Linked DNA regions of Mus musculus: region 2 is linked to region 1. A link is a contact called in ENCODE Hi-C or POLR2A ChIA-PET data. All regions are on one chromosome and are shown on one strand. Each heading gives the region's core, a stretch centred on a gene start or an enhancer-like site at or near the end of the contact. The rest is flanking DNA. Distances are from core to core; before and after follow the strand shown. Region 1 holds the start of Arrdc3 (arrestin domain containing 3). Region 2 holds the start of Mblac2 (metallo-beta-lactamase domain containing 2).

Region 1 (7,765 bases), core at 2,924-5,423:
ACTAAAAAAATTAAAAACTCCGTATTTAAATATGGAGTATCTAATTTTATAAGACCGTGCTTGACTAAAAGTATCCATAGAAAATACCTATTCCTTAGAATACTTACGTCTGTGGAAGCTCGAAGCTAAATGCATATTCATGCCTTCCTGAATGAATAGTGTGGAAGCCTTCTTCAGAATTATCATCATCTAAAATGAAAAACACAAGAAAAGAAAATCTTGTTATTCAAGATGTTCTTCATGATCGAAGCCACAAGCTTTCATCTTAAGCTATGAGTTCCATTATCAACTTCATTATTTCCTCTGGCTAAAATAAAAATCCTTACTTTCCATTTTTCTTCATTCCTCAAATCGGGACGATGAATAGTTATACTTTATAGCATGTTTTATTTTAGTGGAAAAGAAAAACAGTTAAAAAAAATGTATCAAAACCAGGTTGTGGGACTACACTGTTATCTTGGCCACCAGTTGTTTACTTAAGTGCGAGTAAAACAAAAATCGTAGAATACTTTTCAAATTGCCAGTTTTTGATGGCTACTGGCTTTCTAGAGAAGACTGTTCCAGTTCCACCCTGGAAGCAGAGTTGGGAGGACCCCTGGGACTCAGGGCCACCCAGAGGGGACCCTGTCAAAAGGAAAGGGGTAAGCAACTGTTTAAAAGCTAAATACAATTGTTTACTTAGACAATATTCAACACTCAACTGGTTTTAGCAGCAGACTGAAATCTGTTTTTATAAGTTTAATTACAAGGCACAGAATTTAAAAGATGCTTACAAAGAAACCATTTTTTTCAACATCCTTAAGTCTAATTGGGTAGTTTCCATTTGTAGGGGCTTGGGCGGGGGCGGGGTGGGGGTATAAGCTTTCACTTAACCCATTTCTTCTGCTCGGATTCATTTGTGTGTGTGTGTGTGTGTGTCGTGAAAATAAATCAAAAATGTGAAAAGGTCCTTTTGGCTTTCTCCGTAATATACCAAAGTCTTACTAGCGTTACTTGATGGGCAATCCTTTTTAATTAGAATGGGATGGAGGTGGGGGCTGGCGCTGCATCATTACACTTCACCTAAGTACTGAAAATACATACAAAATATGATTTTCCTCCCCAAATCATCGTGACCCGCCCATTTCTGCACACTCCTGCCCGCGCCTCCTGGGGAGCCCCTCTAAGTGTCAGCCCTGAGGACCGGCCAGGGGACCGTGGCCCGTCAATTCGCTCCCTCCAAGGCGCTCAAACTTCGCCTCCCTCTCCCTTTCTTCCTCCCGGTTCCCTTTTGTGCCAGCTCAGCAGTCTCATTGAGGCGAGCGGCGGCCGCCGCGCCGTGGTAAACAAGTGCCTGGCTGTCAATCAAGAACTAGACTGGAGCAGGAGAGGACCGGCCTAAACCGGCGCTGAGCAGCTCTCAGCCGGCCCGCCCGCTCGCGCCCGCGCTCCGCGCGCCCCGCTATACATACGGCATACGTCGCGCGGCGCTCGCGCCCGCGCAGCCTAGCCTGCTGAGCCGGGGGCGGGGCCACCGCGCGCCGCGCTTCCGCTTTCCACGCCCCAGCCGGTGACCGGTTCAATCTGGCTCAGGCCACCCTGACACCTACACAGTTACAGCCGGGGGGAACTGGGGCGGCGGCAGGGAGGCGAAGGCCCGGGGGGGAATAATGGGCGAGGCCGAGCTGGCCGCAGCGTTCTCTGCAATGCCCAGCCTCTGTCACGTCCCCTCGGGTCAGACAGGTACCAGCCCCGGGGCGACCCTGACGCCCGCACGTTTCTCAGTCCCCGGTGGGAACCGAGCCTGCACCCAAGGCAATGGCACCTGCGGCGGCTGCGCTGGGCGAGGGGCGCGCCCAGAAGCCGAGGTGGCGGGCCAGGAGGGACCTTTACCGGCGCACGCCGGTTCCAAGCCTCGCCCCAACCGGCGCGAGCCGGCTTGATCCTCCCCACCCCCACCAGCCCAATCCAATCAACGCCTGGCATCGCCTTAGCAACAGGCTAACAAACGCTGCTCCGCCTATCGCCGGGCGCCTGGGGCGGGCGCTCAGCTACCAGGCTAGTTTGAGAGCGAGCTGCCAGTTTGAAGTCATTGAAACTATTCCAGCCCTGCGAGCCCGTCCACGCGTAGCCAGGCTTGCCGGGGCACCTCGCAGGGTGCAGGTAGTTATCCTAACCGTGAGATCGTGGTGCAATGGATCAAGTGTTTGTCCACAGAACTCTCTATCTATACCCCCCACTACAAGTCTGAACTCTTCGAGGCAAAAGTCTTTGTCTCTTCTTATTTCATTAAAGGCTGCAACGTCCAAGCAGGCTCAAAAGCAAATTCATGTGCCTGCCCTTTTTTTTTTTTTTTTTAAAAAAAAACGAGAGCGCTGTCATTAGGCATTGTACGCCCCATCCGTGTGGACGCTGCAAAAAAAGAACTAGGGAACCATTCAGTATTTGGAATACCCTGGTGTAGGTGCGTAAACCCTAAGAATTGGCTTCGCCTTCATATTTAAAAGACGATACATTAATTCTGTGTAACTTAAAGCATCCTCCATTTCCCACTTGCCTTAAGTTCAATTAACGTCTCCCTAGGATGTACATTTTAGATATTAAAAAAAAACAAAGTATTCCTCTATCTGAAAAGTCGCCAGTATTTGCACTAAAATACTGCATTAGAAAGGAGAAACAAATTACATAACCAGTTTTAACATTATATTCTTCTTGGACTAGGAATTAAGTCATCGCCACCACCTGACGCGTGTAACCAATCTGCTGAGAGGAGAACAAGCGCCCCTCCTCACCATCCCCCAGAACTGGTCCGAAACAGGATTGAACCGCTTCTAACAAAGGGTGGAAACTTAGAAAAACAAGCTTGGAGTCGCCTGTATTTCCACAATGTAGGCACTTAAACAACAGATTGCAAATCTCAGGACCCCTTCTCCCTTTGACAATGCTTCAATCTTCGTCTTATACCCCAAACCCAAATCCGATGTGTCATATACTTTTCAATTCCATCTGTCTGCCATGGGTTTCATTGAATCCACGTTCCAAAGTTAGACATGATGCTCCGAGAAGAAAATCACTGACCCCGAATGGCTTCTAAAACTGACTTAATAGTTTGCATAATGATAGACATTATTCTTTGAAATAAACGATGCTTGATGTACATTTTAAAGGGAATTGGGAAAAATAGGGGGAAAACACGTGGGGGTGTTGGTGCCATATGTCAAAATAAGGGATGGAAGCCCTTTATCAAAGAACAATAATCAAGTCCTCAAAGTCGTTTGCACGTTAATATCAAAATCAGATACATCTAGCAACCTTCTTAAATGTCACTACAGTTCTTTATTGGAGCTCATTTCTGTATCTAAGATTGTAAAATAAAGGAAATCCAATATCGGACTGCAGCTTTTGCAAATGAATTTGAAAATATTAGTAAAACGACGGAGTCACATTTAAACACGTTGTAAGGTGCGTATGGCAGATATGAAGCCGGTTACAGATGTAGTTAAGTGCAGTTTGCACTCACTTTGCAGACGCCTGCATGGATTAAGGCTTAACACGCTTGAACGTCAAGGAGAAACTACAGCTTCTAAGTTTGCTAACCTTTAACAAACTGCCGATTAGAACTGCACTAAATGAGATTAAAGTTCTCATGCAAAGAAGTCGAATGTAGTGACTAATTAAAAACTTACCTCTTTCGTGCCCAATTAAGATGTCTTTATGGTTGAAATATTCTACTTCTTCAGTGTAATTCTGTGTATAGGCAGTATTGGAGCCGGCGTTTCTTGATTCCGTCCACCGTACTTTCGCATGTCCTCTTGCGTGAATTTTAAGAGATTTTACTCTGATCTCCCCGGTAACTTCTAAATTTACCCTTCCTGAGACAGTGTCCCCGCTAGAATACACGGGGACATTACTGTCATTAAGACAGTCAAAGCTTATTGTCAAACTCTTTACCTTTCCCAGCACCATGATTATAACAAAATCTATAAAAATATAATGTAAGACCAAAAAAAAAGTCAAGATCGCATATAAGATGTGATCTTCACTTAACACTGATGGGTGTCTTTGCCGTGCAAGAAAAAAAAATCATGCAGGCAGGATCAGTGATTGTCTACAAATAGTTCATTGAGATTTCTTAAAAAGTCAGGGCAGCAGAGAAGCCGCTGCTCCACGCTCCTGCTCGTCTCAGTGGTCTCCTTACAAAGACGGGCGGCTGGAGGCTGCCAGCTCACTTTAAGAGCAGCTTTGTGAAAAACAACCCTAGTGCGCAGGCGCAGGCTGCGACTGCGGCCAGCCTTCCAGCGCGCTCCCTCCCGCGCGGCGCGCGCCCGGCTCTTGCCGCACGCTCCCGGTACAGTAGGTGTGGAGCGGGCGCCGCCGACTTCGGTGCATGGGCCGCTGCGATTGGCAGGCGGGCACCCCGCCACCCCCGCCACCCCCGCCACCCCCGCCACCCCCGCCACCCCCGCCACCCCCGCCGCGGCCGCAGCGCCGGCCCCGCACGCGCTCCCGGAGCTGAGCAGAGGGACCCGGCGGCGCCAGGCCAGGAGTGTGCGCCTGGGCCGCGGACCCGGAGGACGTGCGAGCCGTGGGGGAAGGGGAGAAACCAGTTGGGCAAGCGGTTGGTGGCCCGAGTCTGAGCTAATGAATTTCAAAAGAAACGTAATAAAAAGCAGACAAATATTGTTCATAGAAGAAAGCGTTGTTGACTTGGATAGAAATAACAAAAGCAAGCAGGACTTTGTAGGCTGGGTGGCAATGGACTAAGCCAAGGCCTGAGGAGCCAAAGAACAATGCTCCAGGCAGCTCCCGTCTTCAGCTCCTACAGCATCAAACCCAATCAAGTTGTCTGTGTAGTGTGTAGGCCTGACCACTTCCTCGAAGGGAGAAAAAGTCCTTTTTCAAGACATCACCTTTTGCTCCTTTTGCAGGGAATGACTCGATTACAACTCCTGTATCAGGAATAAGAATAGAGCTCACACCCCTAATTACCACCTCATAAGAGGCGGTTTGAACATAGTCATTTAGCTGACATTGTTTACAACAGACTGAAAAGCCTTAGGAAAGCATATAAGGTGGTTTTTGGTTTTTAAGTATGATTTGTTATATAAGTGAGGCTTAATTTTGTTAAGCCTTACTTTTAATTCAACATGCTAATTGCCGTGCTGCATCTTTAAATACAGGCACATTTCTCCTTTTTTAATGCCTTGAGTAAAATACTCAGTCATAAACATCACCAGGATTTAGGGGGTAATAGATCATTAACAATCAACATAACCTCATAACAGGGCTATGTTATAAAATCCTGTATTATGCCTAACCAAAAAATGTGGGGGGTTGGTTGTCCATAGTTAAACATTAGATTTTTTTTTTGAATGATAAATCTGGATAGGTCGAATCACAACAAACTAAACACATTCATCTTGCTGTTTTCTTTATTTAAAAAAGAAAAAAAATCTACATGTTTAGTTAGATTGAACTTGACACTTGAACTGAAAAAAAAAACCTAAAATATAACTATGTGAAGAATAATTACTGGAAAAGCCAAGAAGAGTTTAGCTTTTTATGCATAAAATTACACATCTGTGTATTTGGTCCGGGGTGGGGGGTAGGGGCAACTTTCTTCTCTTGGTTGACACCTGGTGGATAATCCAGGTAAAGTGTCTAACCCTTGGGCTAAGGGTTGGTAACAAATACTATTGGTGTTTTTCTCCCCCTAGTGGTAACAGCCACGTCTTTGCTAGAATGTCAAGTTTCCTTCAGTATGAGGTGGATTTCAGCATTAGACACCACAGAAGATTGAGCAAGGAGTGGAGTTAAAAGTGGGCACAACGAGAATTTACATTATTTTTTAAATTTTATTTATGTATGTATATCTATGTAAGAGCACGCATTGTGTGTTCTGGAACCTGTTAAGCCAGAAGATCGGTGGCCTCAGACTCCCTGTTACTGGAGTTATAGATGTGAACGTGGCTACGTGGGTGCTGTGAACTGTATCACATTTCTGAAAATTAAGGATCACTATGTAAGAGCCTGAGAATTGCATTTAATGGAAAAGGATCCTAGTATTGTTTGTAGTTTGTAAAGTTTCTAATGGGGAATCAACACCATCCCTGTATTGCTCCCTCTTTTATTTGATGCTCCTAGGATCTTTTGCTTCATTAGATTTACTTTGCTATTAGTCTAATGTGACTTCTCAAAGACTTTAGTAATGGACACATGCTAAACCTTAACCAATAATTTTTACCCATGTTGCATTTATTTCCCTTTGGTCCCCTTTTCCTTTTGAGGTTTTGTTACATAGTATTCCTCAAGTGTGTAAACAAGTATATTTGATTCATTTGGCTTTCCCCTCCTAGTTATTGAAGCCACAAAAGCATGACGAACAAACAAATATGCTGGTACCTCTAAGTACTTGTGTATATTTTCATTTCTAAAAGAAATGTTATGCTTAGGTCAAATTTTGTATGTTATTTCTCTTTGATTTTAATAACTTTGCATTTGCAGACTCAAAATGTCTCCCCTTGAGACAGCTGGGAGTGCTGGGTTGTGGCGTGCTATCTTGGGCTTCTCTGATGTTTCACTGGGACACTATTGTATTTTGATTTAGATTTCAGCTATTCATCTTCACACCAAGGCTCTTTCCTGCTGCAACCCAGCCTACATCTCATATGCTTTGTCCTCCTACTCATCTGCTAAGTCTCTCCTCCTGTCAAGTACATCTTCTGCCCCCTTTGTTGGCTTGGCTTGTTGTTGCCAATATGTAATTTAAAGGCGAGAGTCACCAAGAGGAATCGGCTCCTAGGAAATTCACATTTTACTGACTGAAAGTTTGTACTAGGGGAATGTTGCCCTTCCCGTCACCTAGTAGTCTCTCTTGATAATGAGGTTTCTAAAAGCCAGGCATGGTTGGGGCACCTGTAATCCTAGATTTGGGGGTAGGGGTAGAGGCAGAAGTATCAGGGATTCAAGTCCAGTCTTGGCTATCTGAGATCCTGTTAAAAACAAGACAAACAAACAAACAAACAACAGACAAAAACAGTAGCCACCAATAAGACAGACAAAGAAAATATCAAAAAATAATATAATAAAAACCCAGACGTTACCTGTGGCTGCCACCTTTTCTATGTGCGTTGTGGAGGGTTTCACGCATCCGGTTAGTGTTACCGTTGTTAACTACCCTTACTTACAGTCATTGAACATCCTCAGGAGATGATCTTAATCCACCATCAGCTCACTGTTCATGTTGCTGTTGTTCCTGCTTGGGGAGAATTTCACTTGACTAGTTATGGTTAAAATCAATCAAGAGAGTGTCTCATGGGACACTTGCAGGTGAGGTGACTTAAGTCTAAAAGTTGGTTGAGGGCGTGCTACTCTAGAAGATGTTTTCAAGTGACCTTTTGTTGTGAGACAGCACATTTCATCTATGGCTTGGTAAATTCTCACACATAACTGGCACTTGGATTTATTTTATTATTTTTGTAATATAAACCTTTTGATTTTTGCAGCAACTGTGTCAACCAGCATATTTTACAGGAGAGAAGATGCATCAGAAATTCCTACTCAGGATTAGCCTGACTCCTTATAGTTATGTATGTATTTCACTTGGGAAAATCTGTCAGACTTTCAATGCTTTATCATTTTGGACTTTGAAAGACTTGTGTCAGGCTGTCTTATCTGTGGGACACAAGCTCCTCCCAAAGAAACCCACCAAAGAGTGATTCTTTCTTCTCCAGTAGCCATTAGCTCCCCAGGAAGAGATGGAGACTACAGAGCACCGTTCTAATCT
Region 2 (7,765 bases), core at 2,706-5,205, 830 kb before region 1:
AATTCTCAACTTCATATGGATAACCAAAAAACCTTGGATAGTCAAAACAATCTTGAACTAGAAAAGAACCTTTGGAGAAATAACCATTCCTGACCTCAAGCTCTACTACAGAGCAGTAGTGATAAAACAAACAAACAAACAAACAAACAAACAAAAACAAAAAACCCAAAACCATGGTACTGGTACAAAAACAGACAGGTTGATCAGTAAAATAGTATAGAAGACCCAGATAGGAACCCACACACCTATGGACACTTAGTCTTCAACAAAGAAGCTAAAACCATATGATGGAAAAAAGAAAGCATCTTCAACAAATGCTGCTGTTCTGACTGGATGTCTGCATGTAGATGTCTGCATGTAGATGAAGGAAAATAGATCCATATTTATCTCCCTGCACAAAACTCAAGTTCCAGTGGATCAAGGACCTCAACATAAAACTGGATACAGTAAATCTAATATAAGAAAAAGTGGGATATAGCCTTACATTGGTACAGGAGACAATTTCATCAACCAAACACTAGTGGCTCAGGCTCTAAGATCAAGAATTGATAAATAGGACCTCATGAAATGAAAAAGCTTCTGTAAGGCAAAAGACATAGCCAATAGGACAAATCAGCAACCTACAGATTGGAAAAAAATCTTCACTAACTCCACATCTGACAGAGGGCTAATATCCAAAATATATAACGAACTCAAGAAGTTAAACTCTAACAAACGAAATAACCCAATTAAAAAATGGAGTATAGGGGCATGAGAGATGGCTCAGTGGGTTAGAGTACTGACTGATCTTCTGAAGGTACTGAGTTCAAATCCCAGCAACCACATAGTGGCTCACAAACACCCATAATGAGATCTTATGCCCTCTTCTGGAATGTTTGAAGATAACTACAGTGTATTTATGTATAATAATAAATCTTTAAAAATGGAGTATAGAGCTAAACAGAGAATTCTCAACAGAAGAATCTTGAAAGTCTGTGAAGTACTTAAAGAAATGTTCAATATCCTTAATCATCAGGGAAATGCATATCAAATCAACCCTGAGAGTCTACCTTACACCAGTCAGAATGGCTAAGGTCAAAAACACAAGCAATAGCACATGCTGGAGAGGATGTGGAAAAAGAGGAACATTCTCCATTGATAGTGGGATTGCAAACTTGGACAAACACTCTAGAAATCAATGTGTCTGTTTCTCAGAAAACTGGAAATAGTTCTACCTATATCACCAAGCTATACCACTCCTGGGCATATACCCAAAAGATGCTCCAACATACCACAAGGTCACATGCTCCACTATGTTCATATCAGCTTTATTCATAAGAGCCAGAAACTGGAACCAACCCAGATGTCCTTCAACTGAAGAATGAATACAGAAAATGTGGTTCATTTACACAAATGAATAGTACCCTACTGTTAAAAACAAGGACATCAAGCCAGGTGTGGTGGCACACGCCTTTAATCCCAGCACTTGGGAGGCAGAGGCAGGCGGATTTCTGAGTTTGAGGCCAGCCTGGTCTACAGAGTGAGTTCCAGGGCTACACAGAGAAACCCTGTCTCAAAACAAAAACAAAAACAAAAACAAAAAACAAACAAAAAAACCAAAAACCAAGGACATCATGAATTTTACAGGCCAATGGATGGAACTAGAAAATATCATCCTGAGTGAGGTAACTCAGACCCAAAAGGACATGCATGGTATGTACTCAAGAAGTACACAGAATGGTGTGAGGGGTGGGGTGGGGTAGGATCAAGTACAGGGATAGACAGGAGAGAAGGTCAGAGGGCCAGGAGAATGAATGTAAATCTTCAGCTGTGGGGATGGGGGTGTAAGTTGGGGGAGGGGAGAATCTCTAGGGTGTCCCATAGAGGAGGCTCCCAGAAAGTCAATGAGGGTGAGCTTAGCCAAGATTCCTAACAGTGGGGACATGAAACTAGCAGAGGCCACCTCTTGTAGCCAGACAAAACTCTCAGTGGCGGGATAAGGACATCAACCCACCCACAAAAGTTTGACCCCAAATTTATCCTGTCTAAAGGAAATGCAGGGATAGAAAAATTCCATGAACAAGCACTAATCCCTGACGTTATTAATGAATGATACTCTGTTATGCTTGCAGACAGGAGCCTAGCATACCTGTCCTCTGAGAGTCTCTATCCAGCAGTGGACTGAAACAGATGCAGATACCCACAGCCAAACATTGGACGGTGGTCTGGGACTCTTATGGAAGAGTTGGGGGAAGAATGAAGGCCCAGAAGGGGAAGGGAGCTCCAGCGCAAGACCAAGAGAGTCAACTAACCTAGGGGCACTCAGAGACTGAAGCACCAACCAAAGAACACACAGACTGAAAAGAGGTTCCAGGCACATAGGTAGCAGGCAAGCACCTCAGGCTCCATGGCTGCCCTATCTGGCCTCAGTGAGAGAGGATGCACCTAATCTGGCAGAGACTTGATTATGTGCTGTGTTGGGGGGAGGGGTACCCAGAGGGGCCTCCACCCTCTCGGAGGAGAAGAGAAGAGGGGATGGGAGGAGAGACTCTGTGAGGGAGGGAGCAGGAGCAGGAGTAGTTTTGGGGATGTAAATAAATAAATAAATCCTAAGACAAAAATATAAAATTGATAAATCAAATATTGCTGCTGTTGCTAATCAGTTCAGTTAGTGCAGTTCCAGCATGAGGGGAAAGGGACTGGGACCCTGTCTATTTTGCTCCAATCTATCAATTGCTTAGGACCAAGAGAATGAAGTCCTCATTAACACACACACTTTCTCCACCGGAAACAACTCCCTTATTGATCTTTCCTAGGCCTTGCTCTCATCCAGACCAGATATTTGTCATATTTCTATATTTTATGTTCACTGTCAAGCCTTTTTTTTTTTTTTTCTTGTGAGGCAATAAGCAAACAAATCCATCCGAAAGGTCAGGATGGATGAAACGGAACCAAAGCTTTCCAAGCCTACAGGTGGACCGGATAGGCACTATGCAGTGAAGTGAGGAGGCAGATGAAGTCAGCAGTTTTCAAAGCACAGAGCCTAACACTCTTCCCAAGGTGCCATTGCTTAAAAGCCTACTCGTTACAAAAGCTGAAAATGTTCAACCGGTACTTGGGAAAAGAATGGAAAATCTCCAGTCACAAGTCTCTGCAGTGTTACTACTGTAGCTGACTGACTGGGGATGGTGTGAGCTTTCAAAGAGACAGCCACACAGCAGCAGCGCGCATCTCCGGACAGAGAAGCCTGCCAGGGCCTAGTCTCTGCTTAAGCTGACTTCCACGCAGCAAAGGGTGAAACAGAGTATTCCCGCACTGTACCCCAACAGTGCCAAGGAGGTCTGTAACATGCTGTACACGCTCTCCAAGCCCCTCCCTCAGTGACAGCGCACGCCCGCGGGGCCCATTACCATCCTGCAGAATGAGGGTGGGTTGCACTGCCTGCACTCGGAACTGCCTGGCCCTCCAGCCAGGGCTGGGCGCCCGCACCACCTCGCTGTCAGAAAGCCAGGTCACGGTCTCAAAGTTGTCCCCGCGAGCCAGGGCCTCGGCCTCGGCGCGGTGCACAGCCACCTGGTCGAACTGATAGAGACCGCCGGAGTGATCGAAGTGCACGTGGGTGGCCACGGCCAGCAGTGGCCGGCGTCCTGCATCCTCTTTAGACCCGCAATCCTGCAAGAGGCCAGAGGAGTAGAGGTACTCCGGAAGGCTGCGCAGCCCCAGGCCAGTGTCTATCACCACGTCCTGCTCCGAGCCGCGCACCAGCCAAATGTTGGCCCGGTTGCCTGACTCGTAGAACCGTTCTTGAATCCAGAAGATGCCATCGCCCAGAGACTTGTGGGCATACCACTCGAGCGCCGACATGCTGCTGCGCAGGGGTGCGGCCGGGCTAGGTGGGTGTGCCTCCCACAGGCAGTCCAGGACTCGCTGCTGCTGCTGCTGCTGCTGTTGCTGCAGAGCCGGAGGAGCTACTCTCAGCTCCGGAGGAGGTGCGATCGAGGGGCGGGGATGCGGAAGGGAGCGTGGATAGGACGCTGCGACACTGCCCAGATCACCTGTTCCGCGCCCTCCCGTCCGAGCCGCAGAGCGCAGGCTGCACCCCAGTTGCCGCAGCTTCTGCAGCCGCAGCACCAAGGCAGTAACGCAGGCTGCTGAAGCGGGGAGGAGACACCGGGCAATGCTGCCCTGCTCGGGGTTCTACTGCAGGGGCCGGGAGAGATGCGTGGGAAGCGACACACAGGACCGCCCCCACACGGGCAGCGGGGGGCTGTGCACTCGCCGCCGGAGCCCAGAGTGAGGCCGAGCCTGTTGGAGGCTGACTACGGCGCCTGCCAAGGGCTAAAAAGCTCTCTTCCGGGGGTGTGGCCTCGCGGGAGTGGGCGGGGCTTCCAGTGCGCTCTGCTGCGCCGTAGCCGCGTGCGGTGTGGGGCGCGCTACTCCGGAGGTAGAATCTGCGGCTCCTTGCTGGAGGGGCTGCCGGCTTTCTTGCTTCCTCTGCTGCACCGTGTGCTCAAGCCTCGAGACTTGGCTAGCAGGTAACTGGAAGCTATCCCGTTCTGGGCAGGAGGTGAAGAGGGTAGAAGGGAGTTGATGGGGCACGTGGAGAACGTGGTGGCCGGGTATCCGGAGCCAACATTCATGAAAGCCCCTCTGGAGTGACTTTGGGAAGTATCCCTACCTCCCCAAAGCTGCTGCTGCGGTCTTCCAAACCGTTTAAAGTTTTCGTAGCCAGATCTCCCAGCTTTCCGGTGGGTTTGTTCTCAGTGAGAAAGAAGGGAGTTTATCCTCTTACAAGAGAAGACTATGCAAATCTGACGACTGTGTTTTTTCTTCATTCAAAGTTTGGCGGCAGTTTGCTGATAAGGGCATACTTACCGTCGCTTCTGTTTTCTTAATTGTTGGCACCCTTGATAGTGAGGAGAGGGGTTGGTGATAAAATTTTTCTTTAAAAAGAAAAACCTAAATGGCCGTCATAGTTCTGGGTGGTTCTTTGCTCTTTGAAGAGAGCAGAGAAAGTTAGAGCTTAAGGAAAGGCGGAGCACTTTGAGGGGACATGAAAAGTGGATAGGGACTGGGTGTGGCCTTGCAAGCCACCAGAAATCACCCCCACTGTCAGTATCAAGTCCCTGCGCTTGCACCCAACCACTAGCTATTGATACATCTATTTCGGATTAAGAAATCCCTTTGAGAATTTGACTAACCTTCAGAAATTATAAAGAGACCCACGGGAGAGCATTATAAAGGATAATTAGGAAGATTCTTACTGTGGTATCTCCTAATAAGTTTCCTAGAGGGAGAACTGTACTTCCAACACTCCAAAACTCTCTGGTGGGTGTAGGAGCAGGTCACTGCCCTTTTGAGTATTTTGCTAATCTCATCGGTTATGCAGTTGGGACCATTCTTAGCACGAGTGCCTCAGCTAAATGGTGTGTGACAAGCAGAAAACTGTTTAAAAACAAAAAAAAGTCTGATGTGAGTTCTCGAGAATCTGAGGAAGCTAACACCTGTACACAAATACTTGTTATATAATGCAAAAAAAATGCAAAAATTGGATTCTACTTATAGATGGACTAGTGAATGATTGCACTGGCCTTATCGAATGCATTTTCTGCAGAGAAACACAGTGCCCTCTGTACTTTGTTTTTGCTGCAGAAGGGGGCCACTCGGTAAGATGGCACAGTGTTGTTTCTTGGCCATAAGCTCAGAAAGAATTCAGAGATGACTATCTGGCTTGTGGCAGGCTCTAGAGTCCTTTGGACCTACAGTTCCCAATGACACTTTGTTTTCTACTTTTCAGTATGACTCTGCTTCTCATCGTAATTACATTTAAGCTCAGACAGTCCTGAGAGAGGCAGAACTTCTTCAACTAGTTTTTCTGGCCTGGTTCCTGCTTCATTTTCACACCACCTATCAGGTTCTGACAGGTTCTCTAAAGTATATTTTGCCCACTTCCCATACTCGATCGTAAACTCCATTAAAAGCAGAGATGTTATTTTGTTTGCCTCTGTATTTCCAACAGTGAGAGGATGGTTTGGCCCAGAGGTTAGGCTTAGAGTTGGGTCTTTATCAAGACCTCAGTGGATAGTTACTTGGTGAGAAGCAGAAGTTAAATGTCCTAAGCTCTGTTAATTGAAGAGAATGACATATCAGACGATTAGCCTTCTGTTAAATTGATGAGATGAATTGTTAGGGACATAACAATTATCTGGACATAAAATGCCTACGATGTTTCAGAGGGTCGATGTTAAAGGCCTGAGCTAACGCAGAAAAAAGGGGAATAATAGAGAACACACTGCTAATAGTCTTCTGTTAGGTGATCAAAGGAGACAGCCAGAGTGGAATGAGTCAGGCTCGTGATTAGAGCAAGTTTAGGTCATTCTTCAGAAAGATACTGTGACTTGGCTTTCGCTGTCTCCCCTGGCCTCCAGCTACTTGAACATTTAAATGAGCAAGGTTGTGTGTACAAGAGGATGTTACATTTCAGTCACAATTATAACTCACAACATTTTAGATCTAGGAAGAATTGCAGAGGTGAGCGCACCATCTTCCAGGAGATTATGTGTACAGTTGGTTTGGAGAGACTTGAACAACGCCCATTTTCAGATCTCTTGGAACAGATTCTGAACGGAAGTTTTGAGGCAGGACTCTGAGCTGGCAGTCAGGCAGCATCCTGAGGTGATGGTGGCAGTGCTGCTTTGTCGATCTAGTGTTTTCGATTTCAGATTTGGGGCTGGAAAGACGACCCGAGTTCAGTTCCTAGCGACCACAGCGAGTGGCTCACAAGCCCTGATGGCCTGGCATCCTCTTCTGACCTGCCTGGGCACCTGCATTTCTCCGCACATACCCACACACATTTTAAGATTTTGAAATTCAGAACTTTTTGCAGTTGCCAATTTCCCTCATTGATCTGGGATTAAAAAAATAGGTTGTTGCCGGGCAGTAGTGGTGCACGCCTTTAATCTCAGCACGTGGGAGGCAGAGGCAGGCGGATTTCTGAGTTCAAGGCCAACCTGGACTACAAAGTGAGTTCCAGGATAGCCAGAGCTCTACAGAGAAACCCTGTCTCGGAAAAACAAACAAACAAAAAAATAGGTTGTCAATGACTTTAGACATGTGTTCCCAGAAGTAAAATATAGGTAGGGCATTGAAAGGCCTTCCTCCGCCTGTGTACGCTCACCTTTGGTAGGAATTGTTTGAGATGAGATCAGATGACCTTTATAACCATTTCCTCTTCTACAAAGCAAGGAGGTTGAATCTACTGTGATTCTTCGTTTAGCCAGGACCAAATAATGAAGCCTTGGAATGGGTCACTTATTGTATATAGAGATGCCAACATATCTCAAAGGAGCGGATGCTTTGAAGGAAGAATTAAGAGTTGCTCGGTGCCTGACCAAAAGGATCAAAGCTAGTTGAGTAAATGACTGAGTTGGATTAGGCCGTTCTAAACAAATTTGGGTAATGAGGAAATCGAGAAATAAAAAACTCTTCATTCACAAAGTTTGGGAGCTGGGGCCATGTCCCATCTATTAAGGACATTGAAGCAGAAGGATATAAATTCAAGGCCTGCCTAGGCTGTAGAAAGGGCTCAAGTCCACACTGGGAAACTATCAAGTCTGTCCTCAAGAAGTAAATATGTAAATAAATAGAAATTAGAAGACTGAGACTAAAGTTTAGTAGTGGACGTTTACCAGTGTGTGTGTGAAGCTCTGGGTTCAACCCCTCTTCTCCCAGCCACACACCTTCCCTTGAAAAAGTCTGACAGGTTGAGAAAAAAAAAAAATCAATG

Evidence for each region. Hi-C counts contacts between places; a loop is a spot of excess contacts on that map. ChIA-PET counts read pairs that join two places held with the same protein, here RNA polymerase II (POLR2A).
Region 2: a map of left cerebral cortex shows a loop between it and region 1 (4-fold over the local background). The contact joins the promoter of Mblac2 here to the promoter of Arrdc3 in region 1. A Hi-C loop is called at or near these places in 1 of 37 maps with a recorded cell type or tissue (left cerebral cortex). POLR2A ChIA-PET finds 5 or more read pairs at or near these places in 4 of 5 experiments (Patski and embryonic stem cell).

What each region holds. Positions count from the first base shown.
Region 1 is chr13:80,879,830-80,887,594 of GRCm38, reverse strand. Arrdc3 (arrestin domain containing 3) reads right to left here and starts at 4,173. Exons shown (of 8, transcript NM_001042591.1): 1 at 3,666-4,173; 2 at 108-189. The coding sequence starts at 3,945.
Region 2 is chr13:81,707,607-81,715,371 of GRCm38, reverse strand. Mblac2 (metallo-beta-lactamase domain containing 2) reads right to left here and starts at 3,955. Exons shown (of 2, transcript NM_028372.1): 1 at 3,390-3,955. The coding sequence starts at 3,843. Polr3g (polymerase (RNA) III (DNA directed) polypeptide G) reads left to right here and starts at 4,359. Exons shown (of 8, transcript NM_001081176.1): 1 at 4,359-4,514.